2 separate regions of the Homo sapiens genome follow, and region 1 is linked to region 2. The links are chromatin contacts, found by Hi-C or POLR2A ChIA-PET in ENCODE. All regions are on one chromosome and are shown on one strand. Each heading gives the region's core, a stretch centred on a gene start or an enhancer-like site at or near the end of the contact. The rest is flanking DNA. Distances are from core to core; before and after follow the strand shown.

What was found. A loop is a pair of places that touch in the nucleus more often than their neighbours do. ChIA-PET counts read pairs that join two places held with the same protein, here RNA polymerase II (POLR2A). Pooled maps may share reads with other maps.
Region 1: a loop to region 2 is called in a map of heart right ventricle, with 3 times the contacts of the local background. The contact joins two enhancer-like sites. A Hi-C loop is called at or near these places in 22 of 168 maps with a recorded cell type or tissue (A673, HCT116, MCF 10A and 10 more), 5 of 37 single-sample maps with no recorded cell type and 25 of 50 pooled maps. POLR2A ChIA-PET finds 5 or more read pairs at or near these places in 1 of 52 experiments (activated CD4-positive, alpha-beta T cell).

What each region holds. Positions count from the first base shown.
Region 1 is chr12:2,578,739-2,584,562 of GRCh38, forward strand. It overlaps CACNA1C (calcium voltage-gated channel subunit alpha1 C), which reads left to right. Exons shown (of 47, transcript NM_000719.7): 14 at 2,852-3,059; 15 at 4,084-4,204; 16 at 5,765-5,824. Among named protein-coding and RNA genes, the nearest start is that of CACNA1C-AS2, 91 kb to the right of the region's middle. Within about 2 kb of position 4,438, at least 6 of the 41 ENCODE cell types and tissues checked have a DNase peak (open chromatin) inside an H3K27ac peak, as active enhancers do; they include heart right ventricle, where a contact is called at or near this core.
Region 2 is chr12:2,379,945-2,385,398 of GRCh38, forward strand. All of the region lies in intron 3 of CACNA1C (calcium voltage-gated channel subunit alpha1 C), which reads left to right. Among named protein-coding and RNA genes, the nearest start is that of CACNA1C-IT3, 110 kb to the left of the region's middle. Within about 2 kb of position 3,832, at least 6 of the 41 ENCODE cell types and tissues checked have a DNase peak (open chromatin) inside an H3K27ac peak, as active enhancers do; they include heart right ventricle, where a contact is called at or near this core.

The DNA.
Region 1 (5,824 bases), core at 3,188-5,687, 200 kb after region 2:
TCCATCAGAGCACGAACCCGGTGTTGTGCAGCTTGGACTTTCCCAGACGCCCCAGGGGTTGAGGGAGGCAGGGGCGGCAGGGAGAGTGGGCAGAGGGTGCTCCTCCAGACACAGCTCTGTGTCCCTGCCCACGTCCTTGCCTTTGGCCTTCGCTCTAGGAGATCCCTGCTAGTTTCCATGCTCCATCTCTGCCTTCCCAGGAGTGTTCTCCCCTCTTAGAGACTGGATCTGTTCCTGGGCCACAGCCTCCTCCTCCCTGGAGCCCCAAGCATTCTGAGGGGCTCCCAGGTCAGGAGGGCCCCCCCACCTCACCATCCCTCTCTGCTCCTCATCTGGGGCCTCCCCCAGACTTTCTTGCTGACGGCACCTGGCCCTCTCCCTCTGCAGCCATGACCTGCTTGTCAGGCTCCCGTTGGTCCCCATGGCTGTCAGACATACCTGGGTCTCAGGTATAATCCCAGTTGCAGTTATTTCCCACATGCCTCTTTACTTCATGAAAACGAAGGCTCCAACCTTCCATGACCATTAAGGCTTTTCCAGAATCTTCCATGACAGTTGAGCGCACAGAGGATCTCTAGAGGATTTGTGACTTCAGTGCACATGCGGACACTCTTCCCTCGGATACAGCTGGAAATTCTTGTTATAAATATGCTTAAAGTTGCTGGTTCCCAACTCCCAGTGTATTGGCAGGTGTTGGACTGGTCGCCTGAGGATTACCCCAGCCCCAGAGTCAGCCCCAGAGTCAGAGATTAGGGTTTCATGGTGCAAGGGAGGGACCTGGGAATCAGGATTTAGGAAATGCTAACACACCCCTACTGGTATTGTTGTTGTTCTATTATTAATTAATTAATTAATATTTTAGGACAGGGTCTCACTCCGTCACCCAGGATGAAGGGCAATGGTGCAAACATAGCTCACTGCAGCCTCAAACTCCTGGGCTCAAGTGATCCTTCCATCTCAGTCTCCCCAGTAGGTGGGACTACAGGCATGCACCACCACACCCAGCTAATTTTTTAATTTTTTAAAGATGAGGTCTCACACTGCTGCCCAAGCTGGTCTCAAACTCCTGGCCTCAAGCAGTCCTCCTGCCTTGACCTCCTAAAGTGACAATCCTCCCAAAGGGGGTTATAGGCATGAGCCACCACCATGCCCAGCCACCTCTACTGATGTTGATCACCGGGCAGGCTTGGGAAAACTGCTTTAGCTGTAAGAGGGGAGGGTGTTCTACCCCCAGAGAGGTTCTCTTACTTTTTCCTTTAAGCAGATCACTACAGCCTCTAGCCTGCAGGGGCTCCAGGCAGTCCATCACACATACTGGGTTGTACAGAATTTATATAAGGACAGAGTTGGGAAGCTGGAGGGGGACAAAACCCTGCAATCTTCTGCCGTCTAAAATTTAGAGCCTATTTTGGTGAGACAAGACTGTATAGAACAGATACAAATAGATGTATATTAATATTCTGCAACAGAGGGGGTATGGCTGGCAGGCAAAATAGAAGTAAGGAAAAGCTGGATTTGTGGAGGCCAAAGGTGCCCTCGAGGCTGCAGGTTGGTAAAGAGTTCATGTTGCCATCCAAACTATGACCCCTCTGCTTCTGTCCCTTGGTGTGGAACCATTCTCTGCAGAGATGAGCCCAGGCTGTGGCTGCAATGGGAGTGGCTTGCATGTCACTCACTGAAGCAGCAAAAGCAATCCACTGTCTGGATTGGTGATGAGCTGGGAATCTCTCAAGGGAGTGACCTAGGAGGCAGGTGGGCCAGAGGGGGCCAGAGGGAAATGAGATTGTTCTGTTCTTGCTCTTGCTCCCTCAGGGCCATGTCCTTTTGCCATGGTGCACTTCCTGGTCCTGAGCTGACCCTCACACAGGTGCCCACCCTGCATCCAGCAGTCATTAGTAGGTTCCCCCTCCCACTTTGTCATGAGAAAGGGATTTTCCCAGGATCGCTGTATTTATAGTGGAGAGAGGCCCCAGGACTGTAAGGAGTGGGGACCTCCTCCCCAGGAATCCCACTGAAAGCCCATGTCCCCTCAGGACCGAGCTCCTGCCCACTCAGAGGACTCGTGCTTTGAGCTGCCCCAGTGGGTGTGACAGGTTTGCTATAATCTAGGATTTCCCAGACTCACCTGCTGATCAGAATCCTGTAGGATGCTTGTTAGAAACAAAGATATCTGGGCCCCAAACTACAGCTAATGAATCACAATCTCAAGAGGAAAGGCCCTTAAAGAAACAATTCTTAGGACAGCGTAAACTTGGGAAACCACCAAGCCATGAACTCTCTCTTACCCGTGGGTGACCTAATTCCTGCCTCTGCTAGAAGGCTGCTGCCTATAGGCTGAGCTCAGACTGGCATTCATGGTGGGGGAAAAAAAGCTTTCTTTCTGTTTAGAGACCAACAGTGACAACAATGATTACCAACCTTTATCAACTATGTGCCAGGCACTCTACAGGGGGCTCTTTGGGGAAAGGTGGATCATGTCACGCAATCCTGCCATAGCCTAATGAAGCAAGGGCTACAACAATCTCCATTTTTTTGATGGGGATGCAGAAGGCAGGGAAGTGAAATGTCTTGCCCAGAGGCACATGCAGCAGGTAGCCGGCAGAGCTAGGTCGCGGGCTTCTGACCACTGTCCCCCTCTCTTCCCCAACAGATTAATCATCTTGAGACCTTGAATTAACTCCCTCCAGGGTGGCAACTCACACCACCACCAACACGCATCCCCCACGGGCAGGGAAAAAGAGCATAGAGTGGCAGCTCCTCTGAGAACCTGCAGTGGGCAGTTGTGAGAATGAGGCACGATGGGGAGGACAGCAAGGGGCAGAGTGCTGACCTCCCTCCTGTTGGCTCTCAGGTACTGGAACTCCTTGAGCAACCTGGTGGCATCCTTGCTGAACTCTGTGCGCTCCATCGCCTCCCTGCTCCTTCTCCTCTTCCTCTTCATCATCATCTTCTCCCTCCTGGGGATGCAGCTCTTTGGAGGAAAGTTCAACTTTGATGAGATGCAGACCCGGAGGAGCACATTCGATAACTTCCCCCAGTCCCTCCTCACTGTGTTTCAGGTATGGACTCTTCTCTGCTGGGATTCGGACTCGGGGTGGTTGAGTGGCGGGGTGGTGGGAGGAGTGTGGGAAGCTGCACCCTTTTACCGGGCAGCCACAGCCATCCTAGATCAGCCCTGGAGAGCCCATGCCCGGGAGAGTCTTGAGTTTTTTCTGTAGTTTCCCTGTCCCCATCTGCCATGGAATTCCACTAGTGGGTGGACCATTAGGGGAAACAATATAAGTGGTTTAAAAATGCCTTCTCAGGAGAATCTCTTGAACCCAGGAGGCAGAGGTTGCAGTGAGCCAAGATTGCACCACTGCACACTCTAGCCTAGGTGACGGAGCAAGACTCCGTCTCAAATAAAAAAAAAAAAAATCGTTCTTATCCATGGAATCCTTTACTTAAATTCTCCATGAAAGCCCAAAACATAAAGAAAAGCAGACTGCTCTTACTGGGGGAGGGGAGGGTGACGAAACCCTGGCTTTCCTACCATGCTTGTCTCTTGAAAAAAATATTACTAGCCCATCAAATTTGTGATTTCATAGATATTTTGGCTTAGGGCAAACTCAAAGTGGCATCTATTTAAGTTTAAAAGCAGATCGATTGAGAGGTAAAAATGAATCACATGTAGATGTTGTCAAAGTCTTGAAGATGATGCCCCAGTGACGAATGTTTGGGGAAAGCTGGTGTAGCCTGTGGCTGTCTCAGCAAACACACAACTGCAAAAGGGTCCTGACGCCTTACCCCCAGGAATGGCTGACGGTCAGCTCAAGCATGTGTGGGGAAAGTCAGAGATCTTTGGGCCAAAAAGCCCTTTTAGTCACCCTTCAAATAATATTATGCCAATAGCCAGGCATTTTGTCTAAGGACAGTTCAATAGCTCAGAGCCCCTGGGGAGGAGAATTGGGGGCCAGGAGGAGGGAAAGAAGTGAAAGGGAAATTTTGGACAATTTTGTTGACGTAGTGGGGCAGGGCAGGGTGGTTTTGGGTTTGCTGTTGGTCTAACGCTGTGTCCCTTATTGGTGGGAATGTGTCATTCAGATCCTGACCGGGGAGGACTGGAATTCGGTGATGTATGATGGGATCATGGCTTATGGCGGCCCCTCTTTTCCAGGGATGTTAGTCTGTATTTACTTCATCATCCTCTTCATCTGTGGAAACTGTATCCTTTGCTGCTGCCCCCCACCCCTGCGGCCCCCAGCCCCCAGCCTGCAGCACAGTGCCAAACGGGCACGCCCCTCAGGTCCGGGCGGTCCTGCTCGGGCTCACACCACCCAGCCTAGAACCCCATGGCGGCGGAGGTGGGTCTGGGTGGAAACCTGCAGCTTTGGCATGGGTGAGGTTCACCTTCCTGAACCCTCCGGGCCCGCAGCGGCGCCGCGCTCCGGGCGGGCTGTCGCCGTAATCTGGGTGAGCGGCGCCCCCTGGCGTTGCGGCGTGTGCGGCCACTCACACCGCCTGCGATAGGGACGCGCGGGAGCGGGCCGGCTGCCCTGGGGCCGCGGCGTCTGCTCAGAGGCGGGACGCTCCGGGAGGGAGGATGAGCCGTTGTCCTTCAAGTGACCTTCAGCTCTCCTCCTGCTTTTTGGTCAGCAGCCCTCTCTCTGATGCTGCTCTCCAGGACTTTAGTCACGGGCAGAGCTGCACAGACTTCAAACAGCCCCAAAAGCTCCTTCCTGATCCCGGCTGGGGCAGGTTTCCAGGGCACAAGCCACGGGTGCTGCTTCTCTTCCCCAGCTCATAACCCCGAGAGAGTCACGTCCAGAGCCAGGGGTAACATAGGAACAGCTCTGGGCCAAGTCCCAGCTAAGGCAGTGCAGAAAACACAGTCATGGAAGCCTGCAGACAAGGTTTCCTCTTTTCCCAGCTGGATGACCTCTTGCAGATTGAAGGTCCTCTACCTCAGTGTCTGTAAAATGTGGCAATGGAATCATAGAACCTACTACATAAAGGGTCGTTGGGAGTTTTCATGGGATCATGCATGCAAGGCCTCTGCCACATTCAGAAGCCACCCTGGACAAAGCCCCTCTTCCCCAGCCTGGGTTGCTGCGGCTTCCCTGTGTGTGAAATGATATGAATGTCTGGGTGCCTGGGGCCGGGGGTCAGACTTCACAGACTTAAAGCCCCCTTCCAGCTATGCTTTCGTTGATTCTGCAGTTCTCTGACCCACAGTGTTTCTGTTGGTGGAGTGGGGAGGAGAAAGGGCAAAGAACTGTCTCCACTGGGAACTCCCAAGCCTTGGCTGGCTCCAGATGGACCCTCCAAGGGTCTTCGTGGGTGCAGGCTCACATTAAGAGTTGGCAGAGATACCAAGCCACCCCCTCAGCGCCCAGTTATAATAAACCGCTCTTAAGAGCGTTCTGCATCCTGCTAGAGACAATGCTGTTTATAATGTCAATTACAGCCAGTCATCTCAGCAGGGAAAGCAATCATGAAACCCAGCAATTAAAGTGCAAGGCAGGGCTTGCTGCCTCCCTCCCGCCTGCTCCAGTGTGCAGGCTAGCCTGTTCTCATCCCTCTTGATAGCTCCAGGTAGCTAGGAGGGTGATGGGGAGGAAGGGGAGGGGAGGAACACTGTTGGGGTCTGACTCCCTCAAATTGCTTCCCCCTCAAGCTCTCTCTGCTGAGGAGCTCTACCCTGCACGCCCCACATCCCCCGTGCCCCTGTGCCCACCAAAACCCCAAACCAAGGGTCATTTTCTTTAAGAATGGACACAAACAGATATCCTACTGAATGTGTTCTTGGCCATTGCTGTGGACAACCTGGCTGATGCTGAGAGCC
Region 2 (5,454 bases), core at 2,582-5,081:
GGCGTGAACCCGGGAGGCGGAGCTTGCAGTGAGCCGAGATCCCGCCACTGCACTCCAGCCTGGGCGACAGAGCGAGACTCCGTCTCAAAAAAAAAAAAAAGACATAATATTACCAGCTCTCCTTTGGCACAGGTCCCCTGGTTCCCATCCCCACCCACGTGATGGTCAAGTCAGCTTAAGCACGTGTTCAACACTCTGCCCAAGTGGCTGGGTGTCCCTTGTATCCTTTTCTGTGTCCAAGTTATTGATGGTAGATTGTGTTCTCTGGAAGACAGATGTCGTCCTGGTGTGAATTGTTTCCTGTAGCATCTGTGTAGTCTAACCCTAACTTGCATGGTGCTTGCATGGCTATTTTTGGACTTGGCTTTGCAAGCTTTAACACGTGACGCTGCCTGTTTCTTTACAGGCACAATCTTGCAATTGAGGTGACTAAAAAGCAGTACCTGGACAATGGTATTAGGATTCAAATATAGCTTCTAAAAGATTGGAACGATAGCAAGAGGGCATGCAGGCATTCCATCTGTGTGTTTAGGTGGTAGCAAGGAGCATTCAGTTGCTCTCTGTCTGCAGCTGATGTTTTTCACCCCTCTGGGAGCCCGGTACTGACCTCTTCTGATAAACTGGGCTCTTAATAGGTTGGTTAGATTCCCAGTGTTCCCCCATCCCTCTTTCATCACATACACAAGGGGTTTGTCCAAGTGAGTATCACAAAGGTTGTTCTTGGCTTAAGGCTGGCACGAAAGGGCTCTGCCAGTGAGCAATGTTAGAATTAAAGACACAATAATACTAATTAACTTCCCCATGCCTGTGATCTCTGCATTTATTATTTGTGTAGAGATAAAGCCTTAAATAACATGACTGGCCTCTTTGGGGGCCCTGCTTGGGAGTGGGTGGGGGGCAATGTCCTCATTACAGCACGTAAGATGGATGGTGTCCTAAGGCAGAGGCACATCACCAAGGATCACCTACGGAAGGTGCAACCTCCTTCCCAGCTGGCCCGTGTGCTTTTTCCCAGCAGCACGTGGGATGGGGAGGGGGACTGAGGTGTGTGAAAGAAGAGAAGCAATTTCCAGGGATGTGGCCCTTTGCAAGGTCTCCACGTCCATGGCCATCTGCCTTCCAGGACCTGCTGTGAACTGTGCAGCAGACACACTCAAGCTGGCTGCCTGTGGTTGTGGGAAGTCCCTCACTCCTCTGTCCTCAGTTTTGTCATCTCTGAATGGAGGAAGGGAGGTTAGATCAGGCTTCCAAGAGTCCTTGAAGTTCCTGAAATTATATATAAAATGTGAATGTGTGTCAGGCATTTGTCAGGAGCTAAAAGGCCATTGCCTGTGATTCTCAGAGGTCCCTGAACCAAAGGCTAAGGGCCACCAAGTGAGATGCTCCCCAAGGATCCATCTTCCTCTTCCCGATTATGATTTTAGAACTTCCAAACCTAACGTGTGTTGTCAGCTCAGACAAACTCAGCATTCAGGTTGTAGAGACAGATGATGGATACTCGGTCAGAAATGCCCTATAAATTAGCTGCTTTAAAAGTATTGACCAAGTAGCCTTCCAGGAAAGTTCCCCAGATATGGTGGTTCTGGTGTTCCCACCTCATCTGCAACAGCCCTGGGAAGCCTGGCTCCTTGCCTCCAGGTTTTCCTCGATGTAAGGCCCTCCACCCCAGGACACTGTAGCAATCCTGGGGCTAACCCTGAAGACCATTTCCACTATTGGGCAGCCTTGGTGGTTTCCTTGTCGTAGAGAACTAACCCAGTTTCCCCAGACTGGCTACCTTCTCATCATCTCACCATCTCTAGCTTTCACTCAGATAGAATGATCTCAGAGCAATCGGCAGCATTTCTCATTTGGAATTTTACTAACAAATTAATAATAATGACTTTGACTATGGGGATGCTTAAGAAAATCTCCCAGTCCTTGGAGGTATCCTGGGAGAAGATAGAAACAACTCTGAGAATCAGAACATCTGGGAGGATTCTGCAGATGGATCCCAGGGACAGCCCAACAATCAGAGGGCCCTCCTTCAAAGCAAGTGCTGCCTCCAGCCTGGGGCAGACCCATCCCTCTCTGTGTCATTTGTTTTCCCAAACATTCCCTTCTTAAACTGGGGTTCATGAAGTCTATAGATGGAATTCCAGAGGGTTTATGAACTTGGAGAATAACTGGATCTTTATTATCACAGGCTTCTAGCCGAAATTTCTCACGGTATTCCTTCGCAAGTATAGACAACACACCACAATAGCATTAGCAGTTTCTGTTACTTTGTCCACCATTAGAAACCATGGATATTTTCTTATCACGTTAAGATGGTTGCAAATATCTCAAAAATATTGTTTGCTTTCAATACTACTTCAAAATTCTGGTAATCCACTAGATTTTGTTATTTAACATATTATCAAAGAAGCATGCATATTTGTGTATTACAAAATTGTCTTTAAATATTTTTGATATCTATATTTCAACATAACTGGCTTTATTTGCAATCCTTTATTTCCATTTAAGAACATTATTCTGAGAAGGACCTACAGCCATCATGAGAACCACCAAAGGCAGCCACAGCACAAGAAGCTTACAGACTTCTCTAAATTGGCAATTCACATTTCAATCCTGTGCTGCTTGTGTCTGAATCATATCATAGGGGGAGCTCTGAGCTTATGTGAACATCGAGGCTGTGAGAGACAGAAAGGAGAGATGTAGGAGCCAACCTTGTGTGTGCTGAGATTCGAAACCAGTCATATATCCCATAAGCAAATGTTCCTGAACTGGCAAATCCCAGAATGTATTTTGCCCTGGGCACCCTTTACCTCCTCATTAAATAAGAAAATAACCCATGAGTATTTGAAAGGAACTTGCATCGATGTGGAACTGACTGACTTAGAATAGAGCTCATCCGAGATCTTGAGATGGGCTTATTGACACAACCGCCTTTCAGCTGTTCTTGAGAGTCCCACAGGATGGGGAAAGCCTTGGTATTAGTCACTGGGATCAGAGCTGGGAAGCTGCTTAGCTCTGGGCTCAGCAGGCTGGACCAAGGCCACTTGTAGGTAAGAGAGGCAGTGTTCCCTAATGCACTCTAGATCAGCTGGAACTAGTTTGTAATCCTGGATTCAAGTCCCAGCACTATCATTAATGAACTGTGTGATCCAGGCAAGTGGTTTATCAGCCTTCTCTTCCATAAAATGGGGTGCTGTGCTGTGTAGGTGTGCCTGGCTTGTAAGCACTAAACGAGTGTAGCTATTACTATGATCATATGCAAGCAGCACCTGTAGCATTTGGAAGGCTCAGGAAAAGAAGGGTGGGTGGGAGCAAAGGCAAACAAGAGCAGTGGAGACTAAAGCGGGTTGTCTCGTGGCGATGCTTAACCTAGGGGCCTGGAATTTCCCCCTTTGCCTGGTCTTACTGTCATTGGAATAATCGTAACCACTCCTGGGTGGTAAGAGATCAGCAACATAGCTGTAGTTCGTTGGGTGGCAGGAATGTGCCCTTTGTCCTTGGTTTCTAAGTAATGATGTCTTCATGTCCGGTTGAGCGAGGGGTCAGCTTCAACCCTACGATAAACCAGTGGAGTTATAAATGGAAAGCCTGAATTCCCAGACAGAGGAGGCGATCCAATGAGACAGCAGAGTAAGTAGGGAATTTTCACTGCCTCGTCTGCAATGATAATGTGAATAGCAATAATAATCATCCTAAGAAAGGATTTTGTCTCAGAGCCAAGGCAAGGAAAAGAGCCTTTTCCCATGCCTTGCTGGGGAGAGCTGAACACTCAAACCACGTCAAAATAGAAGGAACCAAAAATACAGTGAAGTACCCTTTGCCCCAGTGAGAAGCCAGTGCAAGACAACGCCCTGCAGAATGGGCCAGAGGGCAGAAGAAGAGGCCAGGGCCCAGTCCTGAATTTGTCTGTTGGTTCTCACTTCCTCCTTTAATCATTTCAGAAGAGCTGTTAATGAGCAGGAAATCTAATTGATTAGCATTTCATCCTGGCTTCCCTTTCTGCCAAAGGTGCTAATGAGCAGGGAAATCACAGATCCTCCGGGTGCAAGGTACTTGAGAGGTTGTGAATGCATTTGCCACCCCTACATGGAGAACCTCATCTGAACCTCAGCAAACTGATAAGGACCACTCTGATTTTTAAAACCCTCCAGACAAGCTGCCTTCCTTCTGTGGATCACACACCACCCAGGTTAGCAGCAGTGCCACCAGAAACACTGTTGCACTCAAGTTTTCTCGCAGGTGACTCATCTGCATGCTCCTTGGCGGAGAATCGCGGGTTACTGTACTGTCTTTGTGTAAGAGTTCTTCATATTCTCGAAGATGTTTGTTACATCTTGTTTCTACTGTCTTTCCTCCAGGTTACACATTGTGCGTCTTTCACCCTTTCTGTGCAAGTTGTTCTTTCTGACCCTAATCACCTTATGTTGTTGGATCTTACTCCAAGTTCATCTACTTTGGTCGTGGATTCGGAACTGAGCCTAGAGTCCATGAAGGACTCTAGCAAGAATGAGCACAATTAGAGGTCTCCTGGCACCCTGTTGTTGTCTCCTTTTTTTCTTTCTAACAAAAGCCCATGGTCAGTCTCTCCAGTTCATGACTCTTTTTCAACCCCAGCCTCCCTTTCTCCGTTTGTGTACATGCCCTATTTTTCTTTTCCTGGTAGACAACCCTGCACTTTTCCTTCTCTGAGCAGCAACAGTGAAAGGGAAGGGAGGTGGAGGGAGAGTAAGCCACATGGGCAACCTGCAACCTGGGTCTCCAGCCTCTTGCAGTCTTGGTCCTCACCGTGGCATAGTATAGTACCAGTAGAGGCACTGCAGGGACAGATGAACTCCATAGCAAGGCATTGCAAGAGGCCTTTGGAGAAATTCCTTTGCAATTTGAGCAAAGCCCACTCCTTGGCTTAGCAAATCTTTTTACTTTTTGGTCTGCTAGAATTTACTGCATGCGTAGTTATCCAGAAGGTACGTCTCTGTCCCATTCGGCTTTATTAGACGCCATCTGGAAAGGGGCTGGGAGTGGTCAGCCTCAGGGAGGGGAGCCAACTGACCGTGAAAGGAGGGAGATGAGAGCGAAGTAAGCATAGTGCTCGCTCCCCAAGGATTGAAACTGCCTGCCCCGAGCTGAAGACTTACAAAGACGTAGTCCAGATTCCCAGAGAAAATGAGGCTTTATACCCATAACAAGTTGTAATTTGAGTCACCGGGGAAGTTAAGAAAGTGAAAACATGAGCAAATGCCAGTGTGATGGAATCAGAGTCTCCATGCTGGAAGAGACTTCAGAGGGATCTGCTTGAGCTCCCTGGCTTTATAGACAGGAAGACCGGCCCCCTCAGATGCACACAGCCAGGTACTGCACGGCCGGGCCAGAGGCTTTTCTGATGCCTGCCTCCCTCTCCCGGCAACGGAACCTCATCACCTAGTTCTGATAGGAAAAAAAAAAAATGAGGTGATCAGA